Regions from separate parts of the Homo sapiens genome. Here region 2 is linked to region 1. A link is a loop called in an ENCODE intact Hi-C map of the cell type or tissue named here. Cell type or tissue: GM12878. All regions are shown on one strand. Each heading gives the region's core, and the rest is flanking DNA. Links, peaks and the distances in the headings are about the cores only. Region 1 has its middle 150 kb from the start of ARHGAP20. Region 2 has its middle 85 kb from the start of ARHGAP20.

Region 1 (2,920 bases), core at 302-2,801:
AACTTCTTAGTGATGTAAAATGCGTGTCAGCAATTAGAGGCTCTGAGAAGTCCTGCAAGAAAGAGAACTATTTGACTTTGAATAACCCAGCTGTTTCCAAACTTTTTTTTGAACACTTATTTTGTACCCTGTGGAACAGTGTCCCAGAGAACACAAGCTTATAAAATGCTGCTTAACTTAGTGGCCCCAATCGGTGGATCATAAATCTTGGTGATAAAGCATGGGGTGCGTGTGGTGGGAGAGTGGGGAGAAAGAATGCAGAACTAGAGATCCATGAAGCCATGTGTTTACCAAGCACTGTTTCTAGACTTAGTAAATAATATAGCTCATAAATACATGGGTGACTATTTTTCTAACATATGAAGATGTTATTATAATTTATTAGATATAAATCCATATAAAAGCACAACAAAAATTTTTAGTAGTTGTTTACTTCTTTTTGAGTCATCAGAAACTAAAATTATAACTATCATGTGGAAGATTTGTAAAGTGGTTTGATGTTAAATGGGTTTTTTGTGCTAAAGGAGAAAAAAAAAAGCAGAAATCATCCTCTTAACCCACAGGAGTGAATCTAATAGTTGGAAATTCAGGCATGGTGCCAGCAGATGGGGAAATTCTGAGAACACAAATTCTGGTTCTTCTCAAATCATAACATGCCGTGCCACCGGGTTACCCATGAGTAACCTGGGTGTGTAGGACCCAGTGCTGTGGATGGAGCTCTTCACATCTCCTTGAGGCCAGGGCTCTGTGGGGTGTTAGCACAGCATGCACAGCGAAACTGATGTTTCTGGATCCCAGCTGTATAAATGAGCTACAATGGCCAGATGTGACCGTCCTGACCCTGTTTGTGTGCAGCATGGACATGCAGCCTCCATGACTCCCCAGGGACCTTGCTGGCTCTGGGATTCTATGACAGCAGACTTCGGCAAGTTGCTCATCGAAAAGTCAGCAGAACTCCCATATAAAAGAAAAATTGTACTCACAGATGCCGCTGTCTCCAAAGAGAGGGCAAATGTGGGTCTATCTGATGAAAGCAAACTCAACAATGTCCTTAATCACAAGGATGATCAGCCTGGTCAGCTGAAAGGGTATGGCTAGCACGATCCAACCTCATCATTACTCTGGAATCATTACAACCCTGATGGTGAGATGATCATGGTGATTATCATAGCATGTAGTTATGCTACTAGCATATTATGTGGCTTGGATCATGTTTTCCCTAGTCCAGCTGATAGACAACATTTAATTTTGTTCTTGGTATAAAAAAAACCATCATTGGTCTGCAGCATTTGGTCTTTTGCAAGCACTCTGGATTAACTGAACTTTAAGAAACATTCACATTTAAATCATACCCCCTCACTCTGAGGTTGAGAATGCAAACTGACCAGGAACACAGCCAGATAAAGCGAGACTTGACTTCTGCTCTTCATGCTGGTGTCCACACCCTGCAGAGGTGGCTAAGCCAGCACACTAACTTCATCTGGGGAATGGAGGCCTGTCACAGGGAATCAGGAACTCTTGGACTCTCAGTTTTCTTAATGACTCAGTGATTGTTGACCTGGAGGAAATCCAGCCCAATAGAGCAACATTTTCTCTAATTCCTAATTTTATTCTTAGCTGCAAGTTTTCGACATTTTTACCTGGGACTCTGGCTCAGAATTATTTGATATCTTTCTTTGTCAGGTCATTTCGCCCCTTTATGTTTTTAAATTGCTCATTTTAGTTTAGTTTCAGGTGATTTTTCTATGCTGCATACTCCAAACCATGGTTCCACATTTTCACTTTTGAATCTTGTTTTAGGGTCCCTTGAGAAATATAACTTTAGATGTATGTGGCTAAGAGTGAAAAGATCAAGGAGTAAAAACAGAACTTTGCATGCTTTAGTGGATTTTAACTTCAAAATTCTTTCAGGAGGAGCACGGATGGCTATTCTTTCTTGGTTTTACCTAGTTTCCATTTTACTCATCTACCAAAAAAGATAATTAACATTTATAACTAAATGTCTTTGGCATGGAGCCAACTAACAATAAGATTGTCTACATAATATAAAGCACCCAGATTAGTACAATATAAACTGGAGAAGTTAAAGAAATGAAAGGAAGGAATTAGTCAATGATTCAAAATTCTTGGCTACATCTGTACAGTGCTAGGCATTTGGAAGGAAAGTGAGCATTCCGGTTAGAACTTAAGATATCTTCAAATATTTAGATTGATTGTAAACAAGTTTTTTAGTTTTAAGTGCTAGGTATTTAGTGGACAATAGTCTTTCATAAAAAAGTTATTATTCACAATCTTGGGAATTACTAATTCACATTCATGGGGCCATTTACCCAAGAGTGACATCATTTTAGATGTAGACCATATGTACATGATACCAAATACTTTCTAAAGGAATTGACCAATTCATTTGGCTTTGTCACCATGTGGGGTCTCATGAAAATGTGTGCTCAAGCAGAGAGTTCTGCTGCACTAAGTAGAAGTTTTCAGATGGAAATATGGTGTTTGACTCTCTGAGGATCTGAATAAACCAGCTAAGCTTATATTAATCCATGCCTTATTTTGTTACTTGTTTCAAAATATGCAGAAAGGGAGAAGAAATGATCTCTTTTAGGCAGTCAGTTTAAAGCATTACTAAGAGAGATGCCTGGAGTGATGAATAAGGAATTACTGGAGGGAGAGAAAATAGGATTATATATGTCCCCTTTAAAAGGTACTTAGAAACTAAGTGAAGAAGAAAGGGCTGGCCCTAGGGGCATTCAAGGATGGTTGGGGAACAGCCTAGCTGAGTACAGTGTCTCCTACACTTATGTTCCACACACTGTTCTCCTCTGGGTGTTGACGGATGTGCTAAGGAAAAAGTGCCCTGTGCTCAAGAAAGTTTGGAAACTGCTCGATTGCACAGAATGAAACAGGTTTCTTT
Region 2 (2,920 bases), core at 195-2,694, 60 kb after region 1:
TTGCATGTTCAGCTCAATAACAGCACTGTCTATATGATGTAATTCGGGGTATACAGAGAAGCTGAGCATGACCAGGACCACCTGCCACCCCACTGGACCTCACAGAGTCCTACGAGGTCCTCAGGTGACCTTGGCATTTCCTCTCCTGGCCACTCCAGTGCCTCTGGATCCCTCCATGCTGTTCATGGGATCACCATTTTTTTTGAGTTCTCATCCTTTTGGTTTTCAGACAGATTTCCACCCTTCTTGACGTCTCAGCAATATCTTTGACCTCTCCCCTCGTTTTATCCACCCTCAGCCAATCAGAGGCAACACCAGAACTCCCAATCTCTGCCCAACCCCCACTCCCAAATTCCTGCAGCAATCACCCTGTACTACTTCCCCTTGTAGGGGTGCCACTGAATCTTTCTTCTCTGTTATATGTAACAACGATGTCTTACTTAATTTTGCTTCCCCACAGCACCTGGCACAGGGCTTCTCACCCAGTTGGCACTGAGGAACATTTGTGGAATATTCATTGAATGAATTTTGGATGCAGTAGAACCATTTTAAAACAGTTTTATGTTCCTAAATTCCTACATGAATATTTTGCATTAAGAGCATAGGTTCTGGCGTCAGGCTGCCTGGATTCTAATCCTTGCTCTGCCACCTCCTACTTGTGTGATCTTATGCAAATCAACCTTGGTTTCCTCCTCTGTAAGATGGAAATGATGACAGCAACTACCTCATAGAGTTGCTGTAAATATTCATGGAGTTAACACATGTAAAGCTAAAAAGTGCTTAGAACAGTACTTGGCACACAAGCCTTTGATACGTGTTAGCTTTTGTTGTCGTTGCTGTTGTTGTTGTTCTTGAAACACAGTCTCTGACACCCAGGCTAGAGTGCAGTGGCACGATCTCGGTTCGCTGCGACCTTCACCTCCGGGTTCAAGCGTTTCTCCTGTCTCAGCCTCCCAAGTAGCTGGGACCACCGGCGTGCACCACCACGCCCAGCTGATTTTTTGTATTTTTAATAGAACAGGGTTTCACCATGTTGGCCAGGCTGGTCTCGAACTCCTGACTTCAAGTGATCCGCCCACCTCAGTCTCCCAAAGTGCTGGGATTACAGGCGTGAGCCACTGCACCCAGCCACTTGTTAGTTTTTATTTAATCTTCTCAACAAGCTTACTTGGTAGATACTATTGTTTCCATTTTCTAGATGAAGAAACTTAAGGTGCTTGGAAGACTAAAGTAATGTGTCCAGCCTCACAGAGCCAGTGCTCCACAACTGAAATTCCCACCAGGATCAACCCACTCAGGCCCAGGGCTACGGACTCCTCACTACATCATTGCACTGCACAAGGCAGTCACTAATGAATGCCCTGTGACTCAACATGACAGAAACAGTGGAGCAGACACCAGATAGGTGCAAACCCGTCAGCCAGAACTGCCCTGTGGTTTTACTCTCTGAGAATGGGGAAGCACAATGAGGGTAATTCCTCAAATCACACAGCCCTTTTGAGTCAGGCCTGGGAATCAATGTGGACTGAGTATTTGCTTCCCATGAGACTTCAGACCTGCCCCACCACCTCTCCGGCACCAGGAACACACTGTGCCTGGTGAGAGGGGATGTGGTTCATAACTGCCCCACTTAGGCCATATAAAGGGCCACATGGAAGCCACAGGGGAAAAATAAAATGAGGTTCTGCAATGCATCCCAAGGTAGCTTAATATTTAATAGTTTTAGAAGCAGAAGACTGGCTAAAACTCCATAGGCACCCAATAAACACCTGGGAGCTTGTCTCCTTAATAGAACTCTCCTGAACCTGACAACTGGCCAAATCATTGCCTTTAAGAGCCATCTCTGTCCCCCACCCCCACTATATTGGCCTCTGGGTTCAAGCGATTCTCCTGTCTCAGCCTCCCGAGTAGCTGGGACCACCTGCGTGCACCACCATGCCCAGCTAACTTTTTGTATTTTTAGTAGAGACAGGGTAGTAAGTAAGCCCTTAATCAAAAGGCCTTTGAAAGCAGAAGAAGCAATTTTCATTCCAGTATGAGATTTTAAGTTCTCCAACTCTTAAGGATTTGAAATGCGAAATTTCTTTATGTTAAGAAATTGTTTTTAAGAACATGTGCCTGGCATATCCCATGTCAGGGGAACATACCAGAGGAACTATAGAAATAATTCCTGATGCCAGTAAAAGCAAAAACAAATAAGCAACAGAACAGATGCTAGAGTGTGCTCAAGTTATTCAGTAGCTTGATGAGGTACTTTTTTCTCATATTGGGTTTTTTTGATTGCTGTTTTGCTTTGTTTTGTTTTGTTTTAAGGTAGTGTCTCGATACATTGCCCAGGTTGGTCTTGAACTCGTGGACCCAAGCGATCTTCCTACTTCAGCCTTCTGAATAGCTGAGACTACGAGTGCACACCACTCACCTGGCTCAGATTAGTTTTTAATCTTCTTGTCTTTTCTTTTCTTTCTGAAACTGGGTCTTGCTCTGTCACCCAGGTGCAGCGGCATGATCTTGGCTCACTGCAATCTCTGCATCCTGGGATCCAGTGATCCTCCCACCTCAGCCTCCAAGGTGTGCGCCACCACGCCCAGCTAATTTTTGTACTTTTTTGTAGAGACAGGGTCTTAACATGTTGCTCATGGCTGGTCTCGAATTTCTGGGCTCAAGGGATCCTCACACCTCAGCCTTCCAAAGTGCTGGGATTACAGGAGTGAGCCACCACGCCCGGCATGTCAGACACTTTAAGGTCATTATTTTTACTGTAATCCCTAATTAATAATTTCCTATTTTTTAAAGGCTTTCATTAATCATTGAATTATTTCATGTTTCAGATAGGTGTAAACCTATTATTTCATGTTTGGATACTTTGGTAAAACAAATTTAAGCAATTTCTTTAAATTCAGGTCTTTGGAATAGATTGTTT

The links. Peaks named below come from ENCODE experiments on the same cell type or tissue, not always from the same donor. Only the 100,000 strongest peaks of a DNase experiment are listed, where the experiment ranks them.
Region 2: a loop joins it to region 1, with 8 times the contacts of the local background. A loop is called at or near these places in 2 of 110 quality-filtered maps.

What each region holds. Positions count from the first base shown.
Region 1 is chr11:110,856,554-110,859,473 of GRCh38, reverse strand. No RefSeq gene overlaps it. Among named protein-coding and RNA genes, the nearest start is that of ARHGAP20, 150 kb to the right of the region's middle. In GM12878, for the core only: no CTCF peak of the experiment used is centred there; DNase peaks (open chromatin) are centred at 667 and 1,813.
Region 2 is chr11:110,796,143-110,799,062 of GRCh38, reverse strand. No RefSeq gene overlaps it. Among named protein-coding and RNA genes, the nearest start is that of ARHGAP20, 85 kb to the right of the region's middle. In GM12878, for the core only: no CTCF peak of the experiment used is centred there; a DNase peak (open chromatin) is centred at 1,462.